Regions from separate parts of the Homo sapiens genome. Here all the other regions are linked to region 6. A link is a contact called in ENCODE Hi-C or POLR2A ChIA-PET data. All regions are on one chromosome and are shown on one strand. Each heading gives the region's core, a stretch centred on a gene start or an enhancer-like site at or near the end of the contact. The rest is flanking DNA. Distances are from core to core; before and after follow the strand shown.

What was found. Hi-C counts contacts between places; a loop is a spot of excess contacts on that map. ChIA-PET counts read pairs that join two places held with the same protein, here RNA polymerase II (POLR2A). Pooled maps may share reads with other maps.
Region 1: a loop to region 6 is called in a pooled map, with 6 times the contacts of the local background. The contact joins the promoter of ZNF574 here to the promoter of TGFB1 in region 6. A Hi-C loop is called at or near these places in 1 of 168 maps with a recorded cell type or tissue (CD4-positive, alpha-beta T cell), 1 of 37 single-sample maps with no recorded cell type and 10 of 50 pooled maps. POLR2A ChIA-PET finds 5 or more read pairs at or near these places in 1 of 52 experiments (AG04449).
Region 2: a pooled map shows a loop between it and region 6 (4-fold over the local background). The contact joins the enhancer-like site here to the promoter of TGFB1 in region 6. A Hi-C loop is called at or near these places in 1 of 37 single-sample maps with no recorded cell type and 3 of 50 pooled maps. POLR2A ChIA-PET finds 5 or more read pairs at or near these places in 2 of 52 experiments (GM12878 and PC-3).
Region 3: a pooled map shows a loop between it and region 6 (7-fold over the local background). The contact joins the promoter of GSK3A here to the promoter of TGFB1 in region 6. A Hi-C loop is called at or near these places in 1 of 37 single-sample maps with no recorded cell type and 7 of 50 pooled maps. POLR2A ChIA-PET finds 5 or more read pairs at or near these places in 2 of 52 experiments (HEK293 and activated naive CD4-positive, alpha-beta T cell).
Region 4: a loop to region 6 is called in a map of CD8-positive, alpha-beta T cell, with 2.0 times the contacts of the local background. The contact joins the promoter of LTBP4 here to the promoter of TGFB1 in region 6. A Hi-C loop is called at or near these places in 2 of 168 maps with a recorded cell type or tissue (CD8-positive, alpha-beta T cell and naive thymus-derived CD4-positive, alpha-beta T cell), 7 of 37 single-sample maps with no recorded cell type and 12 of 50 pooled maps. POLR2A ChIA-PET finds 5 or more read pairs at or near these places in 5 of 52 experiments (B cell, CD4-positive, alpha-beta memory T cell, HEK293 and 2 more).
Region 5: a loop to region 6 is called in a pooled map, with 10 times the contacts of the local background. The contact joins the promoter of NUMBL here to the promoter of TGFB1 in region 6. A Hi-C loop is called at or near these places in 1 of 37 single-sample maps with no recorded cell type and 7 of 50 pooled maps. POLR2A ChIA-PET finds 5 or more read pairs at or near these places in 1 of 52 experiments (BJ).
Region 7: a loop to region 6 is called in a pooled map, with 6 times the contacts of the local background. The contact joins the promoter of CIC here to the promoter of TGFB1 in region 6. A Hi-C loop is called at or near these places in 1 of 168 maps with a recorded cell type or tissue (CD8-positive, alpha-beta T cell) and 7 of 50 pooled maps. POLR2A ChIA-PET finds 5 or more read pairs at or near these places in 1 of 52 experiments (HEK293).

Annotation. Positions count from the first base shown.
Region 1 is chr19:42,074,797-42,077,496 of GRCh38, forward strand. ZNF574 (zinc finger protein 574) reads left to right here and starts at 1,370. Exons shown (of 2, transcript NM_022752.6): 1 at 1,370-1,490. RefSeq lists enhancers at 530-599, 680-729, 950-1,069 and silencers at 1,440-1,699, 1,710-1,789.
Region 2 is chr19:42,112,280-42,114,979 of GRCh38, forward strand. The region is part of intron 5 of POU2F2 (POU class 2 homeobox 2); the gene reads right to left. Among named protein-coding and RNA genes, the nearest start is that of POU2F2, 19 kb to the right of the region's middle. RefSeq lists an enhancer at 2,032-2,191. Within about 2 kb of position 1,437, at least 8 of the 41 ENCODE cell types and tissues checked have a DNase peak (open chromatin) inside an H3K27ac peak, as active enhancers do; they include PC-3, where a contact is called at or near this core.
Region 3 is chr19:42,241,233-42,243,932 of GRCh38, forward strand. GSK3A (glycogen synthase kinase 3 alpha) reads right to left here and starts at 1,370. Exons shown (of 11, transcript NM_019884.3): 1 at 951-1,370. The coding sequence starts at 1,233. RefSeq lists silencers at 912-1,191, 1,222-1,431 and enhancers at 1,722-1,931, 1,861-2,655, 1,992-2,041, 2,656-2,700.
Region 4 is chr19:40,600,119-40,602,818 of GRCh38, forward strand. It overlaps LTBP4 (latent transforming growth factor beta binding protein 4), which reads left to right and starts at 1,251. Exons shown (of 30, transcript NM_001042545.2): 1 at 1,251-1,519. The coding sequence starts at 1,270. RefSeq lists a silencer at 1,185-1,334 and an enhancer at 2,516-2,700.
Region 5 is chr19:40,689,326-40,692,027 of GRCh38, forward strand. It overlaps NUMBL (NUMB like endocytic adaptor protein), which reads right to left and starts at 1,326. Exons shown (of 10, transcript NM_004756.5): 1 at 1,135-1,326. The coding sequence starts at 1,158. It overlaps COQ8B (coenzyme Q8B), which reads right to left. Exons shown (of 15, transcript NM_024876.4): 15 at 2,205-2,702. RefSeq lists enhancers at 1-556, 230-279, 1,495-2,432 and silencers at 1,119-1,458, 1,779-2,018.
Region 6 is chr19:41,352,672-41,355,371 of GRCh38, forward strand. TGFB1 (transforming growth factor beta 1) reads right to left here and starts at 1,251. Exons shown (of 7, transcript NM_000660.7): 1 at 19-1,251. The coding sequence starts at 373. It overlaps B9D2 (B9 domain containing 2), which reads right to left. Exons shown (of 4, transcript NM_030578.4): 4 at 1,746-2,342. The coding sequence ends at 2,029. RefSeq lists silencers at 1-263, 424-503, 804-873, 1,024-1,553 and enhancers at 1,554-1,703, 1,627-2,128.
Region 7 is chr19:42,267,844-42,270,543 of GRCh38, forward strand. It overlaps CIC (capicua transcriptional repressor), which reads left to right and starts at 1,409. Exons shown (of 21, transcript NM_001386298.1): 1 at 1,409-1,538. RefSeq lists an enhancer at 399-908.

The sequences.
Region 1 (2,700 bases), core at 120-2,619, 720 kb after region 6:
AAATAAATAACACAATTCTGAGAGTCAGTTTCCTCATCCGATAAGTTGAAATTCCTCTGTGTTTGGGTTCAAGGAGTAGGTCTGGAAATGTTTCTTTTCTTCTTTCAGATGGAGTCTCGCTCTGTCGCCCAGGCGGGAGTGCAGTGGCGTGATCTCGGCTCACTGCAACCTCGGCCTCCTGGGTGCAATCAAATCTCGAGCCTCAGCCTCCCGAGTTGCTGGGGTTACAGGCACGAGCCACCACGCCCAGCTAATGTTTTGTATTTTTAGTAAAGATGGTAGTTTCACCAGGTTGGCCAGGTGGGTCTCGAATGCCTGACTTCAAGTGAACCCGCCTCAGCGTCCCAAAATGTTGGGATTGCAGGCGTGAGCCACCACGCCCAGCCTGGAAACGTTTCTAACAGTACTGGGGCAACTCCCTCCCAAGGCCCTGAGGGGCGCAGGAACGAGGTGAGTAGGAATGGCCAGAGCCCCTTGGACACATGGGGCCCCAATCTCGAGGTGTAAGGGTCAGAGTCACCCCGGAAGGAGGTGGAGTGGAGTCCGCCCGTTACCGGCTCACTTCCTTCAGGCTCTCACCCCGATTGTCCTTCAGGTCCTCTACCCACCACACTCCCTATTTCTTCCAATGAAATTGTCCCTGCTTCTTTTTCTCCATATCCTCGCTCTCCTTGCTTCCCCTATGACATTTCTCCTCTCTCCACCTCCCAAAAGTCCCCTCGGTCTTTTCTCTGTTTCTTCCTGTTGCCTTCATTCCCCTCCTTTTAATAAAGTGAGTCTGGAACCTTGGTTTCCCTTTTCTCTCTCCATGTGACTGGTGCTGCATGCAGTTTGCCCTCTCCCCATCGCGCTAAGTGGTTTCACTTTCTCCCTCTGACCCTCGGGGAAACCACAAAGGTTCCCGTGCCTCCATTCCCCCGCTCCAGCCCTCAAGGTGCCGCGTGCCTCAATTTCCCAGGCTCTTTTCCTCCCTCTCCCTGTCCCCAACGCTGACTCCCTCACGGCGTCCCCAAAATGGCGCCCGCGGCCGCGCTCCGCCGCCTAACGTCATCGCGCCGCCCTCCGCTCAGAGTTCCCCTCTGGAGCCGTCGGAGGCGGAGTCGAGGAGGAGGAGGAGCATCCTCTAAGGAGGATTAAAGGGGCGGGCACTATCCACCCGAGGGCTGACCGGTGAGGGAACGACGCTAAAGGATTGGTTGGGCGCTGCGGGGAATCTCGACGCTCCTCACTATTGGCCCAAGCCTCAGAGACATGAACGTCGATTGGCCGAACGGCAGGGCCCGAGCGGGCAATGATTGGTTGCGTCCGGCCGTCCGTGCGGCGGCCGAGGAGGAAGGTGGGAGGGGCGTTGCTGAGGGTAGCTGGGGGCGAGAGCGAGGCTACGGAGCAGGCGAGAGGCGACGGCGAGAGCTAGAGCGGGCGCAGCGTTAGGGTGGCCGTGCAAGGGGAGCCGTGGCCCGGGCCCGGGGCGTGCGAGACGGCGGAAGCAGGTGAGCGCGAGCGGGCGCGCAGAGGCCGGCCGGGCTGCGCTCCCTGCCGCCGCGGCCTCCTCTTGCCAGGTCGCCTGCGCACTGAGGGCCTGAGGGGGTGCGCGCCGGGCAGTTAGGGCGGAGCGGCACCAACGGCCGACCCGGCGCGCGGGCAGCCGGGCGGGGGCCGGGCTGGAGCGGCGGGTGGGGAAGGGGCCTGGAGTCGCGTGCGGGGCTGAGTGAGGAGGGGCGGGGCTCGGGCTGAGGCTTTGGTGGGGCACCTGGGCGGGAAGGGGAGGCCTCAGAGCTGTCCCAAGAGGGCTCCGCGGCTCCCCAGGGTTTGGGGTAAAGGACTTGGTGGTGTGGCAAGTCCAGGACGAAGGGGCTGGGCCGGTTAGACGGCACGTGGGTGCCCAGTTAGGGGCTTAGGGCGTGAGAAAGATAATTAAGTTAATGCAGGGGAAAAATATCTAGTTCTTCCTGGAAAGAATTGGGGCGGTGAGAGGGGTTTTGGTGTGAAGACATTAGGAAATCGATATCCCCAAGGGAACGGTTTAGAGCTAAGGAGGGGTCCAGTTGTAATGGATGGGGTTAAATTAATGTGAAGAGGCCTTAAACCAATGTGTCAGGAGGTTGGGTACCCTTGGAATGCGTGGAAAGGAGTCTTTGTACAAAGAAGGATTAAGTGTATTTTAAAAGGGTGTCTGGGTGTCCCTAGAATGAGCTGGGGAAGGTAGTCTTTTTTAAGTACAGGTAATTAGGCCAAGGTGAAGATGGGATTTGGTTATTGGAAGGGGAGGAAGTAGGGTGGGAGAGATCTGTGTGCTAAAGTGAGGGGTGCCTGGGAATTCCTGGAATGAGACTGAGAGGTTGCTAAGACGCTGGGGGGTCTGAGTACCCCCAGAATAGGAGGCTGGTGAGAGGGGCTTGAGTGTGAGGAAGAGGGGTCTGTGCTGGATTAAGGTGGTGATGGAGGTTCTGTATGAGAATAGGAGGTCCGGGTATCCCTAAAGGGGGTTTGGGCAGCACGAGGGGTGTGTGTAAAAGGAGCTTAAGCCATTGTGAAAGATGGGTGTGTGGATCTTTACACAAAGAAGAGGAGTTATGTTGCTACGAAGAGGAGGGTCTGAGCATCCCTAGAATGGGTTAGGGTGGGTTGGGTCTTCTAGCAAATTAAAAAAGATTAGGTTAATAATGTGGAGGAGGATCTGGATATTCCTGAGATGGATTT
Region 2 (2,700 bases), core at 187-2,686, 760 kb after region 6:
CCATCCTCAAGTCACGAGGTCCAGGTAGGGCTGACCTTGCCTTCTCTGGGGTCGAGGGCAAGGGCTCAAATCTAGCCAGGGGACGTGTTTTTGTTTGTTTATTTTATTGAGACAGAGTCTCACTCTGTTGCCCAGGCTGGAGTGCAGTGGCACGATCTTGGCTCACTGCAGCCTCCACCTCCTGGGTTCAAGCAATTCTCTTGCCTCAGCCACCCGAGTAGCTAGGATTACAGGCGCATGCCACCACGGCCGGCTAATTTTTGTACTTTTAGTAGAGACGGGGTTTTACCATGTTGGCCAGACTGGTCTTGAACTCCTGACCTCAAGCGATCCGCCCACCTCGGCCTCCCAGAGTGCTGGAATTACAGGCCTGAGCCACCCTGCCCGGCCCAGGGGACGTATTTTATCTCCCTGGGCAGGATAGCTACAAGTCTGGAAATGCTGACACCCATTTTACCTGCCCTACAATGAAACAGGGAGACAGACCCCTGGAGCTGGGCCTGATATTCCAGACCAGGCCTTTTCAGTGATCTGAGCCAAATATTCCTGAGTCTTCTTCAGCCACCTGGACTTGGGCTTTGGCTCCTCCCTCCCAGCTCATCCATCCCTATTTGTGCGGCTACAGCCTGCCCTGTTTTCTCACTTTGCACTTGCCATTCCCACAGCCTGGAAGCCCCTTCCCAGCAAACTCCTTCCCATTCCCCTGAGTTCAGATCCCACCTCCTCCTGAAAGCCTGGACAGATGTGGGTCCTGATTCCCTCAGACACACATCACATTTCTCTTCCCACATTCCCATCACACTCAGTTGGTTTCTTTGGGAAACTTTCACTCGCTAGGTCGTAGCAGCCTAAAAGATTTTGTCAAGCTTTATTTGCCATGGTCCTATTAGGAAAATAGGAAATTTTCCCCCCTACTCTCCAATATAAAATGATGTTTTAACTGTTAACGTAAGTTTTCAATCAATGCCTGCCCCTACCCCAGACATTCTGAAATACTTCCCTGGAGAGATATCTCTCCTATCCTTGATTGAAAATCTGCCGCAAAACATCCCTCATTGATTCGGTAAATATCCACACAGCCCCCTCGGCAGAAGGCAGCACACTGAGCAATGGACAGACAAATTATAGAACTGTATTATAATTGCCCCTTCGTCTGTACAAGCTAGGAGATTGCAGGGAAGGATCCTGCCAAACTGTTTAACCAGCATTTACTTTGGAAGCTGACATCAGAGGGCTGGAAGGGGGGCTTTTCCTTGGTACTTTATATAATTTCAAAGGGATAGCATTTATGAGTGTTTTTTACTCTCTTTCCTGGGCTTCTTAGTATCTTTCAAGTGAAACATTTCTTAGTGGCTCACTGATGTGCTTGCTCCACTGCAGGACGGGGAGCCCCTCAGGGGCAAGGATGGCTGTGACTCACTCCTAAGTCTTCAGCTTCCTGCCATGGCCTGACACACAGGAGGCCAGGAAATGTTTGTGGAATGACTGCAGGATCAGAGCTTAGCAGGCATGAGAAGTGGACTGGGGGGTGGAGGTCATGAGATGCGGCCCGGGAGAGACATCCGAGCCTAGGAGCCGGGGAAGGCTGGAGCAGTGGGTAGGTAAGTCAGGAAGAGCTGGTCCCTCTGCAGCCTGGGCCCAGCACAGTGCCCATAGGAGGTGCTGTTGTAGAAATGACGTCAAAGGGCAACTCAGTTTGTGAGAGAGAATTCCCAGAAAACAAACTTGGCCCAGCTTTGCACTTGTTGAAGACAGAAAGGGAAAGATCAGAGCTGAGGGAAGCTGGGGAAGGAGGAGTGAGAGGAAAGGAGGAGGGGTTTAAGGAGCCCTTGACAATCAGGGCCTGGGCTATACGGCAGGTGGTGGAGGCTCAGCTTGCTGCTGCTGGGTCCCTGGGGAGCTGGGGGAGGTGGCTCTAGGAGTGCATAGGCAAGAATGTCTGCTGCTCACAGAGATGGTGGCCTGGCTGGGTCTGCGCTAGGCTGCCCTGTTCTGCCTTCTATCCTCTAGTCTTTGTTCCTTCAACTGATATTTCCTCGAGCAGATTCAGGCACGGCTGGGGGGAGGGAAGTCATCATGACTTCCTAGAGGTGTGGACTCCTGGGCTGGGGCTCAGATGAAGAGGAACTGTCCAGGTAAAGGAAGGGAGCAGACTTCCCGGGAAAAGAGAGAACAAGAGCAGGGCCACTGAGATGCAAAAGAGCTCAGCCCCAGTGAAGAGCCCCAAGCCCTTGGCGTTGCTCAGTAAAGGGCTGTCTATGCTACAAGGCAAATGGAACACCTGCTGCTGGAGTCTCTGGTGGCCGGGGTGGGAGGGGCTAGAAACCATGTTCCGTGAAGGACAGCTAAAAGCAGCAGCCGCGGATCATGTGGTTAGAGCCCTGGACTTCCAGGCCGGCTCTAACACTCATGCTTACAGAATAATCTGGGGCAGGTCACTTTACCCCTTGGAGCCTCAGCTGTGGGGAGGATTCATGGGAGCAAAGAGGCCATCACTGGCATGGTGCCTGGAAGAAAGGTGGCACCCAACAGACTAGTTACTGTTACTTCAAGAGCCAGGTATTGAAAGGCTACATCTGGGCTGAGCACCGTGGCTCATGCCTATAATCCCGCACTTTGAGAAGCCAAGGTGGGCAGATCGCTTGAGCTCAGGAGTTCAAGACCAGCCTGGGCAACATGGCAAAAACCTGTCTCTACAAA
Region 3 (2,700 bases), core at 120-2,619, 890 kb after region 6:
TGATCCGCCCACCTCAGCCTCCCAAAGTGCTGGGATTACAGGCGTGAGCCACCGCGCCCGGCCACCAAATCCATTTTGAGGGGCCAGTGACAAGTTCTTTCAGAGGGAGATAACCCTACATCACTTTTTTTTTTCAGAGCCAATGACACCATACCTTAGAACAATTATTAAAAAAGTATAACCTTAGATCCATATTCTGTAGGAAACTGTGACCTACCCTGCTCCATTCCATTTTTGTTAAAGGAGACACACCAAGCCATGTATTTTAAAACATGGACTATGGACTTGGTTTGAAGGATATGCTGACTCCCAATGTCTTTATATCTAAAAGGCAGTAACTATTAATTCTCACCATTGGCAGTACAGCTCAACAAGATTTAGGGTGGGTAATGATGCCAGGTCTTGGTTTTAATAGGGAAGATGATCTGAGTACCAGGTTTGGAAAGCCTGGCCCTATTCTTTGGGGACAAAACACAGTAACCTCAAAGCCCTGCTTCTAAGTGATATTCGCTCCAAATCCCCATCTTCTGAAGGACAGGGAATGCAGATCCCTCTTTTTCGGGGTTGGTCTTATTCTTGTTCTCTTAGGAGACAATAACCCTAGATCCCCATTTGCAAGCGACTGTGACCTCTGATCCAATATTATAATGAATAGCAACATCAGATACCTGTTCTTAAGGCTCAAGGACCCAAGACCTCAATAATGGAAGAACAGAGACTTGTAACCCGTTTCTTTAAGTGTTAGTAATTCTGATCCACGAGTAATTCTGATCTCCAAGAGATGGTAACCCCAAGACTCCTTTTCCTGGGAGGAAGAGGGCTCGGATCCCCGGTATGGGGAGGCACAGTGACCTCGAGCTCCTATCTAAGCACATGAAAGAATCTGATGGATGTCTGAGGAGCTTTGGGAACCCTAATCACCACCCTACACGGGCGCCACTAGTACTCACGGCCCAGCTTCACCCCGGGCGGCGGGAAGCTAGTGCCTGCGCCGGGGCCTCCGCTGCCTCCTCCGCCGCTGCCGCCGGGTCCACCCCCGGAGCTCGAGGCCCCGACGCCCCCACCCATGGCCCCGACAGATGCCTTTCCGCCGCCGGTGCCGCCTGGGCCGGAGGCCGAGCCTCCGGGGCCGCCGCCGCCTCCTCCGCCTCCGCCGCCGGGCTCCGCGAACGAGCTAGTCCGCGCCCTGCCCGAGCCCCCAGGGCCGCCTCCCGAAGGCCCGCCGCCGCTCATGGCGCCGAGCACAGGCCCAGGCTGCGGGGCTCGGGCTGCCCGGGCTGCCCCAGCCGCCGCCGCTGCCGCCGCCTCCCCCGGGCCCTGGCCTCTTCCAGGCCGCGCCGCTCTGGCTTGGGCTCCGGCTCCGGCCCAGCGCCCGCCGCGGGGCACGCCGGGAGATGCAGTCCGGCTGTCGTCCGCGCCGCCGTCACCGCCCTCGGCCCGCACAGAGAGCCGCGTGGCACGCCGGGAAATGAAGTCCACAAAAGCCTCAGAGTAGACCGCGGGAATGATGGGCGGGAATGACGGGTCACGCTGTACGTCGGGAAATGGAGTCCAGGGTAATCTGTCAGCCGACTGTACGACGGGGAGCCCTGAAGCACTTTAGGAAGCAGAGAGCCTGATGCACGCTGGGAAACGGAGTCCACTCACTCAGTCTATTAGCTGTGTATGCCTCCCAGAGCTCGGTGCGCTCTGGGAAATTGAGTCGGCCCGCGTGAACCTGCGGGTCTCGGGCCGTGAGGCAAGCCGGGAAATGGAGTCGTCGCCACGCCCTCACCGCATTGCAGGTGTAAAGCGATTTTTAAAGCACGCCGGGAAATGGAGTCTCAGGTGGTTTTTAAGCCCCAGGTGGATACTGCAGTTCCGGAGATGGGCGAGGAAATGGAGTAGGTTTACGCGCTCCTCTTTCCAGGTACGCTGGGCCGCAGTCCCTGCCGGGAAGTGTAGTCAGCACCAAGGCCTCAGTGCAGTTGCCACAGCGAGCCCTGGTGTGTTCTGGGAAATGGAGTTCGACGTATCCTCCCCATTGACTGAGGGGGCGGGATCGCCCATGAGCTCCAAGCATGCTGGGGAATAGTCCAGACCTGACCCTCTGTGAGGCCAGTCTGCGGAGGCTTGCCGGGAAGCGAAGTCCAATGGCCACCATCAGGGGCGTGTGAACGAAAGGTTAGAGACTGCGGCAGTTCCCTGGAGAGACTTAAAAGTGTTTCAGCGCCTCCTTCCTCGCCCCCAGGTCCTTCTTTAAGAAAGAGCCGAGGTCGATCAAGGACTGCTGGAAAATGGATCCAAGCACCTTTAAGTTCCAGGTGACCATAGATCAGGAAAGAAAAAATGTCCCCTCTCTAACCGCAACTCTGCAAAGATTCGGGAAACAAAGTTCCCGGCGGTTTCTCAGAACACTAACTAGTCTTCGGATACAGTCTAGCTTTTCCTAGCAATGTGGTTCGCACCAGGAAGCTGAATGGAGCATTAAAAAGACGGAAATGTCATTTCTGGGCCTGGCGCTGTGGCTCAGGCTGGGCGCCAGTAGCTCACGCCTGTAATCCTAGCACTTTGGGAGGCCGAGGCTGGCGGATCATCCGAGGTCAGGAGTTCGAGACCAGCCTGGCCAACATAGCGAAACCCCCGTCTCTACTAAAAGTACAAAAATTAGCCGGGTGTGGTGGCGGGCGCCTGTAATACCAGCTACTCAGGAGGCTGAAG
Region 4 (2,700 bases), core at 1-2,500, 750 kb before region 6:
GGGCCGGGGACTACTGAGAAGGAGGCCCCCACAGCGTGCCCCCGCTGGCAAGGCCCCGGGTAAGCACATCCGCCTTTCCTCCGCCTGGGGCGAGGGGGGTTCCGGGCCAGATAAAGCCGTCTGGTTCCCACGGTCCAGCCGCCGCCTACCCGCCCCCCGTTGTAGCTCAGCACCCACCCCCAGGACGAGGCCCCCTCTAGGGACCCCAGCGTCCGGCCGTGCGAGGTGAGCCCGGGACAGGACCAGACACAGGCCAGAGGCACTGACCCGCGGGGGTGGGGCCGGGAAGCCAGGCGTCCGGGCTCCCCGCGGCCGAAGAGGGAGGGCGCTGGCCCGTTAGAAAGCTCCGCCGAACCAGCCCAGACAACAAAAGCGATTGTGCGGGTTGGCGCCTGCCTGGGCACCAAATGCTCAAGATTGTGGGGCGGCTGGGGGCCAAAGGCCTCCTCCTGTTTCCCGAATCTTCCCCCTGCCCTCCTCCCGCTCCAGCTCTTGACCCCTAGTCTAGAACACCCCTCATCTCAAACACCCTCAAAACCCTCCTCTTGCTGTAGCCTTCAGCCCAGATGTGACCCCTCCCCCTAAAGTCTTCCAGATGTGAGCCTCGGGCCAGATGTTAGTACCCCCGCCCACAGCCTCCCTTTATCCATTGTGACTTCTCCCGCCAGGTGTGGCGTTCTGGCCAGATGTGGCTACATCTTCACATGTATCCCCCCCACCTCCAGCCTCCTGCCCAGGATCTAGACGCCCAATTCCTTTATGTGCCCAGGTGTAGCGACCCTTCTCCCATCCCTCAGATGTCCCACCTGGCTGTCCAGATGTACCATGATAGCCCCCTATCAAGATGAAGCCCCTTTCTCTGTGCCCCGGGCAGAAGAGGATCAACTCTTAGCTGTCTCCCCAAATGTGGCCCCCACTACTCTTAATGGATTTCCTCTTTATGGATTCAGCTCTGTCTGGGGGGAAACCCGCCCGCCCCCACCTGTTCCCTTCCCCGCCGCTCCCCTACAGGCCCGGTCCACTTGTTGGTGCGCGGATGGGGACAGAGGGGGCGCCCCGCTCACCCCTGCGAGTCTAGCGCCCAGCCTGCGAGCCTCTGGCTAAGCGCCCAGCCCCACGCGCCCCCGCGCGGCCGCCGGGGAGGGAGTGGTGAGGAGGGGGGGCCTGAGCGGGGGCGCGGGCGACCTCCCCCGCGGGCGGGCGGGCGGGTGCGGCCGGGCCCCTCGGGCGGGCTGGGGCGGCGGCGCGGCGGAGCGCGGCGCTGCAGCCATGGCGGGCGGCGTGCGGCTGCTCTGGGTGTCGCTATTGGTGCTGCTGGCGCAGCTAGGGCCGCAGCCTGGACTGGGCCGGCTCGGAGAGCGTCTCCGCGTGCGCTTCACCCCGGTCGTGTGCGGCCTGCGCTGCGTCCATGGGCCGACCGGCTCCCGCTGTACCCCGACCTGCGCGCCCCGCAACGCCACCAGCGTGGACAGCGGCGCTCCCGGCGGGGCGGCCCCGGGGGGACCCGGCTTCCGCGCCTGTGAGTGCGGGGTGGTGGTCCCGAGAGAGCGGCTCCGGGGGGGAGGAGGATCCCTGGGGATGGAGGAGACAGTCCTCCAGGGAGAGGGAGCCCAGATTCCATATGCAATAGTGCAAGGGAATATCAGGGGCTATTTGAGGAAGGGGGCCCCAAATTCCTGGCTTTTGGGGTTGGGTCCTGAGGGTTCCGATTTTGCAAGCAATGAGGGTTCTTAGAGGCCTGTGATGTCCCACGTGAGGGAATTGGCGCCAGCTTTCATGCTTTGCGTCAAAATGGGGATCTCAGAATTGAGGGGCCTGAGAACTTTTGGGAGGGGGGCTCGAATTCTGAGACGCTGAGTAAGGAGTCCCCGGGGACCAAGCAAGAGTCTCAGGACCGCATGGGGGACGTCTCAGTTTCTGTGTGTTTGGGTGGGAAGGTTCTGTATGGGAATGCCTGTGAGGTGGGGTACTAGAGAGAAGAAAGTTAATCCGAAGAACTAAGAGGGAGAGGGGACAGAGACGGGGGTTGTGTGTGTGTGTGTGTGTGTGTGTGTGTGTGTGTGTGGCGGCGGGGGTGGGGTGGGGGTGTCTCCGCAGGACCTGAGTTGCAGGGGTCCCACGTGCGACAGAAATCCAGATAAGAGGGCTTACGGAAGGGGCGCCCCCTGGGGGCGGAGGGGACAGGAGGTGTATGCACCAGGCACTCCTAGAGATGGGGAGCCTTGGGGGTTCAGGTGAGGTGGGGGAGGGCGCACCACCTGTTGTTCCAGGATGCAAAAGTGGGCAGACTCTCTGGGATCGGGCCTTCCTGCCCCCTACCCCGCAGACCCTATGGAGTGGGGAGTGGGGGCCCCTGGAGCGGAGAACTCGCCCAGCCTGGCCCCCAGCCAGCCCAGCCCGGCCGGCGTGAGCTCATCTCCCGCCTGAGCCCCCGCCCGCTGCCACTCCCTCTCTCCTCCCCTTCCTCCCTCTTTCTTTCACTCTTTCCCGGCCCAGCCCCAACGTGCCTGTGCCAGGCGCCATGCCCAGGCGGGTGCCAAGCCCTTGGGGGTGCAAGGAGTGGCATGTGAAGTGGGGGCTGACCTCAAAGGGACCCCTATGTCCTCAACTCCCCGCTTGGCCAGGGCTGTGGGGCATGACGTTGGCTGTGGCCATCTAGTGGCCCACCCTGGGTGTAGGCACCCCCAGGGAGCTGGCCTG
Region 5 (2,702 bases), core at 76-2,575, 660 kb before region 6:
GGATTCTGCACAGTGAGCAGCTGTCACACACACATACACAGTCACACAGATACTAGGGTCACAGACACAATCATAGACACCACCACAAGCACACACACACGACACAGGATTCCTCAGTCACCAGCTGCAGCGTACGCGTGCACACACACACACACATACACAGCCACAGTCACACAAACACAGGGCACACTCCTAGCCACCTCCCCATCGCTTGCTTCCCCCCTTCCCCCCAGGTACCACACACAAAGCCGCCGTCACCGTCACCGCAGACACTGCAGACAGACAGGGCTGCACCCGGTCCCTGGGGAGCCGCCCCCAGCCCAGCCTGTATCCTGGAGCCTGAGGGCCAGGTCCAGGAGGGGGAAGCGGTGCATTGTCTGCGGGTGGGGCCACTCTTGGACAGCTGGGCAGCCCTGGGGACAAAGGGGGTGGCCTAGGGATCCTGTGCCCTGGGACCCATGACCAAGCCAGGGGGTGGAGGGATTGGGGGTTGCCTGAAATTGTCCTTATTTTATTCAGGCTGGGGTGGGGTGGAGTCCCAGGCACAGGGACCTTGTTTTGAGAAGTGGCTGTGCCTGGGACTCCGCCCAAGGATTGGGGGGATGCTGTGCCCAGGGTGCCTCTGAGACCTGGGGGCAGGCTGTGCTTGGAGTCCCCCTAGGCCTTGGCGTGGTGGGAACGCTGTACCCAGTGACCCCATCCTCGAGACCGTACCTAGGCAGTTGTTGTGCTGAGACCCCCTTAGGCAGGGAGAGGTAGGGATTGTGTCTGGAATCGCGTCCTGGAGGCCTTGGTTTGATACGGGGGCTGTGTCCCCGACCCCATCTCCATCCCCATCTAGTTCTAGGAGTTGTACCTAGAATCTCTGTACCCCTGTCCTTGGTTTTGTGGGGGGTCTGTGTCCAGGATCCCTATTTCCAGGGCCTTGGCAAGAGATGGCCCAGGGGTCTGTGCCCAAGACCCCGGTCTCCTGGGCTTTGGCTTGTTGGGCCTGTTCCTGGACCCCCACCCGGGACCACCCTCTCCAGCCTTGGCACCCTCTCTCCATCCGGGCGCCGCGGCCGCCTCCCACCCTCCGCCACATCAGCAGCGGCGCCGCCCCCGACCCGAGCCCCCCTCTCCCGCCCTTCTCACGCTGGCCGCCGCGCTGCGGGACATCCAGGGCCCGGGCGCCCCCGCCTCCCGCGGCCCTGGCTGGGCCTGGCTCCCCGACTGCTGCTGCTGCGGTGGTGGCGGCGGCAGCTCGGTCTGACGCCGGCCAGGGCCCGGGGCCGGGGGATGGTGCGGGATGCACGCGCGCGAGCCTCCTCGGCTCCCGGGAGGATTCCGTTCCGGGGGCGGGGGAGCGTCCCTCGGCCTCGGCTCCCCGCCCCGACCCCGCCCATTGGCCCGCCGCCTGCCGTATATGCAGAAAGGTCCCGCCCCGCCCCGCCCCTTGGCCTGAAGACCCCGCCCACACGCAGACACCATCCCGCCTTCCCCGGCGCGGCCACCGCCCCGCCACGCCCATTGGCCAGTCCCGAGCTGAGCATGCCTATGAACATCGCCGAGTCCTTTCCCCCGGTCCGTCCTGGCCTGGGCTCCCTTTCCCTCCGTGACACCTGACCTCAGATCCCCTCCAGCTCCGCGTCCGAAAGAGTTGCTTCTAGAGGCGCCTTGCCGCCCCACACCCCCAAATCTTCCCGCTAACCCCATGGTTCCCCAGCCCGGCGGGGGCGGGCAGGAGCGGTGACGAGGCACTTTTTGCAAGGAAGGGGAGGGGGTGTGAACAGACCAAGGCGTCCTGATGCGCGATCGGTTCGGCTTTGGGAACGGGGGCGCCGGGGTGGGACCAGGGCGCGGTTCTGGCCGCTACGGCGCCCCCGCCGCCCCCTACGCCAATCCTGTGGGTTTGGCAAAGCAGCTGGCAGGGACATTAGAGCCCATTAGTAAAGGCGAGGTTGCCAGGAGTGAGGGGAGGGAGCCCGCAGCCAAGAGGCACTGTGTGTGTGGGAGGCCTCAGCTGCCACAGCCCTTAGAGCAGGTGGTCAGCACGTGGGGGGGGGTGGGGAAGGCGAGAAGGAGGTTCCCGGCAACAGATGGCACAGGCAGGGCTGAGGCTTTCAGACAAGGGGGTGCAGGGGGGCTGGCCATCTGCACCTGGAGGCCGCTGGCGAGCTCCTCCCCCTCTCCCCCCAACCCTAGCGCAGAGAAAAGAGCTGGGGGAAGGGGAGGGCTGCTTTTATTCCGATTGAAGATTCAGCTCCCCCCCACCCCGCACCCCTACCTCTCCAACACACTGAGAGGCTGGAACCCGGGAGAAGGCAGCTGTTGGAGGAGCGAGGGAGGCAGAGGTGAGGACTGCCTCCAGGACCATCTCGCCTTCCACGGGAGGCTTGAGGCAGAGGTGAGGGCTCCCCCTGATGAGTCTGATCTGCATAACGACATGCAGCGGCCCAAGGCTCCCTCAAATGTTGGCAAAGATAAGTTAACCGCTTCCCTGGCTTAGTTTTCGGATACCCACTTTCGAGTGGGGAGGTGCAGGATCTAGGGCACGAAGTTGGGAGTTCCCCAGCCCCAGGGATCCTGAGCTCCTGGGCCAAGGAGGAGAGCCAGGCAAGACTGGGAAGCCCAAGGGGGCTCCTCTGACCCAGGGCAGACGGGGAAGGGATAAGAGGCACTACAGCAGGGTACGGCCTGCTCTGGGGACTGAATCCCCCATG
Region 6 (2,700 bases), core at 1-2,500:
CTGCCCCTCCGAGCTCACCGTTGTGGGTTTCCACCATTAGCACGCGGGTGACCTCCTTGGCGTAGTAGTCGGCCTCAGGCTCGGGCTCCGGTTCTGCACTCTCCCCGGCCACCCGGTCGCGGGTGCTGTTGTACAGGGCGAGCACGGCCTCGGGCAGCGGGCCGGGCGGCACCTCCCCCTGGCTCGGGGGGCTGGCGAGCCGCAGCTTGGACAGGATCTGGCCGCGGATGGCCTCGATGCGCTTCCGCTTCACCAGCTCCATGTCGATAGTCTTGCAGGTGGATAGTCCCGCGGCCGGCCGGCCAGGCGTCAGCACCAGTAGCCACAGCAGCGGTAGCAGCAGCGGCAGCAGCCGCAGCCCGGAGGGCGGCATGGGGGAGGCGGCGCCCCCCGGCACTGCCGAGAGCGCGAACAGGGCTGGTGTGGTGGGGAGGCCCCGCCCCTGCAGGGGCTGGGGGTCTCCCGGCAAAAGGTAGGAGGGCCTCGAGGGAAAGCTGAGGTCCTCAGGGAGAAGGGCGCAGTGGTGGAGGGGAGGCTTGGACCGGGGGTGTCTCAGTATCCCACGGAAATAACCTAGATGGGCGCGATCTGGTACCAGAAGGTGGGTGGTCTTGAATAGGGGATCTGTGGCAGGTCGGAGAGAGATCCGTCTCCTGGAGGAGAAAGGGTCTAGGATGCGCGGGGGCTCAGGAGACAGGCCGGGGATGAAGGCGGCGTGCAGGGGGTGCGCCCGAGGTCTGGGGAAAAGTCTTTGCGGGAGGCCGGGTCGGCGACTCCCGAGGGCTGGTCCGGAATGGGGGCGCCTGAGGGACGCCGTGTAGGGGGCAGGGAGGGAGCAAGCGTCCCCGGCGGCAAAGGGAGGCGGTCTGGGGTCCCCAAGTCCTGCCTCCTCGCGGGGCAGCGTCGCGCCAAGAGGTCCCCGCGCCTCCGGCTCCCAGCGGCAACGGAAAAGTCTCAAAAGTTTTTTTCCTCTTCTCCCGACCAGCTCGTCCCTCCTCCCGCTCCTCCTCCCCCTCCTCCCCGCAGTGGCGGGGGCGGCGGCGGCTCGTCTCAGACTCTGGGGCCTCAGGCTGCTCCTCGGCGACTCCTTCCTCCGCTCCGGGCCGAGGCCGGCCCCGCGGGCGGCTCAGAGCCGGGGGGGTGCCCCGGACGGGGCGTCCCCCCTGCCCCCGGCCGGGGCCCTCGCTGTCTGGCTGCTCCGCGGAGGGAGGTGGGAGGGAGATGGCCCAGGGCGCGAAGGGCGGCGGCGGCGGGGACCGGCTGGGTCGGCAGGGGGTTTTGAAGCCGCCCCCGGCCCCACCCAGGAAGCGCACGGGGCGGGAGCGGGGGCGGCCCCCAGGGGGAGGGCATGGGGGGGCTGGGCCACCGTCCTCATCTCGCGTGGGCGGGCTCCGAGGGGGGTCCCTTCAGCCCTGGGGGAAAGGGGGCGGGCACCCCGGCTCCGCCCCGCAAACAGGGTGCTGCCTCCTGGCGGCCAAGCGCCACCAAAGCGGGTGATCCAGATGCGCTGTGGCTTTGCGGGCGGTGTGGGTCACCAGAGAAAGAGGACCAGGCGGAGAAGGCTTAATCCGGGGGATGAGACACAGGGGAGCCGACCAGAGGAGGGGGACCCAGAACGGAAGGAGAGTCAGGCTGGGAAACAAGGTAGGAGAAGAGGGTCTGTCAACATGGGGGCCTCCGGAGGGTGTCAGTGGGAGGAGGGGGCAACAGGACACCTGAAGGATGGAAGGGTCAGGAGGCAGACACCTGTAAGAATTGCTCTCCTTTACTGAGCACCTCCCATGTGGCTAAGCAGCCTCCTGTCACTCAACACCCTGCGACCCCATACATTTACTGTCCCCAATTTACAGATAGGGAAACTGGGCCCAGAGGGACCCCGAGGTCCTAGAAAGGACAGAAGCGGTGCCATGCCTTAGCTGGGGTCAGCTCTGACAGTCTCTAGAGTCTGTGCTCTTGACCACTGTGCCATCCTCCCCCATCACTGGGTGTCCGGGGTGTGGATGGTGGTGACGTTGGAGGCAGAGTCCCTCAGCACTCCACGCCGTAGCGGTCGAAGTTGCGGAGCAGCAGGCCGATCTCCAGGTGCACGGTGCCACCAGCAGCTGTGTGCAGGCGATAGCGGTCGGCCCCACTGTAGATGGTGTCCCCATGCAGCAGCTGCGGCCCACCACCCACGAAAGCCCGTGCCAACTGTTCTCGCCAACTGCCCAGGGGCCGCCACGTGGGGCAGGCCAGCTGGTGGGTGCCCGGGCTACTGGGCACATGGCAAAATCCATAGCCTGCAAGCTGGCAGCGGCCAAAGCTGTCCTGGGACCACACCTGGAAATGGAGCCGGGGCCAGCCTGCAGGAAAGGAGAGAGAGGGGAAAGGAGGGATGGGTGGGGACCAGACTCCTGCTGATTCCCCACTCCCTGATACTCACTGGAGACCCCAGGCCCAGTCTTTTCCTCTCTGGGTTTCTGTCCCAGAGTTTCCAACCCAGCCTCCTTTCTAGGCTCCCACCGTCTTATCTATCCCCACACAGCAGCCAAAGTGATCTTTCCAAATCCATGTTACTCCCCTGCTAAGGATCCTTCCATAGCTCCCCAGTGCCCTCAGTATAAAGTCCAACCTCTTCAACATTCAAGGCCCTTCTAATCAGACCTCTGCTGAATTTCCTCTCTGTGTTATCCTCCTCCATGACCCCATGTCAGGGCAGCC
Region 7 (2,700 bases), core at 159-2,658, 920 kb after region 6:
TCGGACCAGGGCGAATACAAAGTGGAGGGCATAGATGCATTGCAGACAGGTTCACCATCTGGTTGTAAACCCGTATCTGGGCAGCAGGCATCTACTACAAACAGGGCATCTCCCTGTCCTCCTCCACTCCAGTGTGATACCCTCCTACCCCTGGGATCTTTAAAAATCTGCCTCTGTCAGGGGCGTACACCCACAAAGTGTAGCTCTCCACGTAATGCAGTGCGAAGCCCCAAGAAGCGCTGCATTTCGTCATCTCGGCCCCCTGCCCCAATGCCTAGTGGGCTGTCAAACTGCGCTGTCCTAAATGTCAAACTCTTGGAGGAGGTGACCTGTCCCCCGGGCCCCAGGCCGCGCGCGTTGCCTATACTGCAGCGCGCGACACCCCACAAGCGCGCGTTCTCTCCCCTCCCGGTGGCAACAGGGCTTTCCGCGGGGCCGCGCCAGACTTTTCGAGACCGTCAATTGGTCGTAGTCCCGGCCACCCGGCAGCCAATCAACAAGGGGAAAGGTGACATCACTGGTTCTCCTCCCCTCCCCCAATCCAAACTTCCCTACTCCGTCTACCGGCAGCAACAACCACGTGGGGGAGGGGTAAGAGAGTAGAACCGGTGAGGTCATTGCACCGCCCCGGCCGCTGCTGATTGGCTGCGGGGCTCGCGGGTGGCGGTTGGCTGCTCCTTGCACCTCCCCCTCGTGCCGCTACCGCTGCCACTGAGAGGAGCCACCGGCGACGCCAGAGCCAGGAATACGGGTGAGTCGGGGCCCTGGGTCTAAGATACTCCTGGCGTCCAGTGAGACTCACGACGAACTGCCCTTTTCGACTTTTTCTCCTCGCCGGGTTTCTTTGGTGCTCCAAGCACTCTGTCACATGGGAGTTGTAGTCTGCCTTGTACTGTCGGCTATGGGCCGAAGACGTGAGAAGACTACGGTTCCCAGCAGGAACTGCGACTAGCCGGTCAACAAACGTTCGGGCCACGCCTTCTACCTCCGTTCATTGGACAACCCGTCCCTTAGCCCCTCCTCCTTTCATTTCATTGGCTACTGTCCCTCACAGAGGCTGGGTTCCGGCCTAGGCTGCATGGCGACTGGGTACTGTATTTGTCATTTGGAACTAAGACGGCCTGCAATTGGACACGACTGGTGTCCTTCACTTGTTGTAGGGTAGGGCCCTAGGCAGATCAGGCAGTCGTAGGCTCAGGTTGGTGTCGGTCCCGGAGGGAGGCCGGTCTTGGACTTTGGCCCCGCCCCCTAGCGCTGCCCGATGGGCCCAATTGGTCGCCGCGAGCGTCGCTCGTCGTCGAGAGGCGGAGCCGACCAGTCTGCGGATATCTATTGGTCTAGGCTGGCGCCGGTCAGTGGGGTTGTGATCGCTGATTGGCTGGCTGCTCCAGCTGTTGCAGGTCCATTCACCATTTTGTGTGTTGGAGTAAAAAAAAAAGGGAGAATCGAGAGGGAGAGCCGGAGGGGGGGCGGGGAGGGACCGGACCGGACCGAGCCGGGGCCACGGCCCCCCGCCCCGAAACCCCGCCGAGCCCAAGGTGAGGGGCGGGGCCAGGGCTGACACAGGAAAGGGGGGTCCGGGGGGCTGGGGGCCGAGAGGGGACAGGTGGCAGGGACGGGGAGGGGGTACAGGGGGAAAGGGGTGGGCGGAATGGTGGGAAGGGAGGAGGGAGTGGAGGAAGTGGTGGGGGTTTGACAGAAAAAGGGTAACTGGGGGAGGGGGTGGTGGGCAAAGAAGGGTAACAGGAATGGAGGGGTGACAGGACTAGATCAGGGTGACAGGGAGAGGGAGGGGACAGAGTTGGAGAGTGTGACAAGGAGAGGTGATGGGGAGAGAAGGTGACAGGTCCGGAGATGGCTGACAGGACAGTGACTGGGAGGAATAGGTGACAGAGATAAATGGGGGTGACAAGGAGGGGGTGACAGGAGGGGGCCTAGGGCATTTTAACCGAGAGGTAGAGATAGAGGTAGTGACAGGATGAGAGAGAGAGTGTCAGAGAAGCTGGTGCCAGGAGGGCTAATGGGAACAGAGGGTATGAGACCCCAAAGAGCCAGGGCCTGGGCTGGCCTGGGCTCCGGGAGTTACTACTCAGATCTGAGGAAGGTGAGGGCCCCCGGGGCTTGGGTGGGAGTTATTCAGACAGGGTGGACAGGAAGAGAGTAGGCCCTAGGGGAAAGAAAGCAGCTCTGGGGCGAAGAGAGGCTGGGCCAGGCAGCAAGGTCTAGGGGTCCAGGCGGCATAGTTGTAGGCCCTGGGTGGGGTATGCAAAGGTTTGTGCTTGGAAAAAACTGGAGCCAGATCTCAGTCCCCAACATGGTAGTCTAGTGGGTCAGCGGGTATTAGGTGGTGATGGCTGCCCAACTTCTGGGCATTTGGGTGCCAGCCCCGGGACGCCCTCCAGGCTCTGCCTGTGAGGACCCCAGGATTGGCCCAAGAAAGGGCAGGCCTGGGACTCCAGGGTCCACAGGAGGAGCAGGCCCCTAGTGAGAGAGCATGAGGTCAAGGGTCCCCCAGTAGCTGGAAGACTGAGTCGGGGTTGCCTCTCATTGTGTTTGGCTTATGGTTCTGGGTCCCCCAACCCTCCTAGAGGCCTCTGTTTTGGCCTCTCAGGTTCTCTTAGTCACTTCAGAGTAAAGTTTTTTCCCCTTTTCTTTTCTCAGGGCAGCTCGAAAGGGGGCGGGCAGTAATGACTGTTCAGG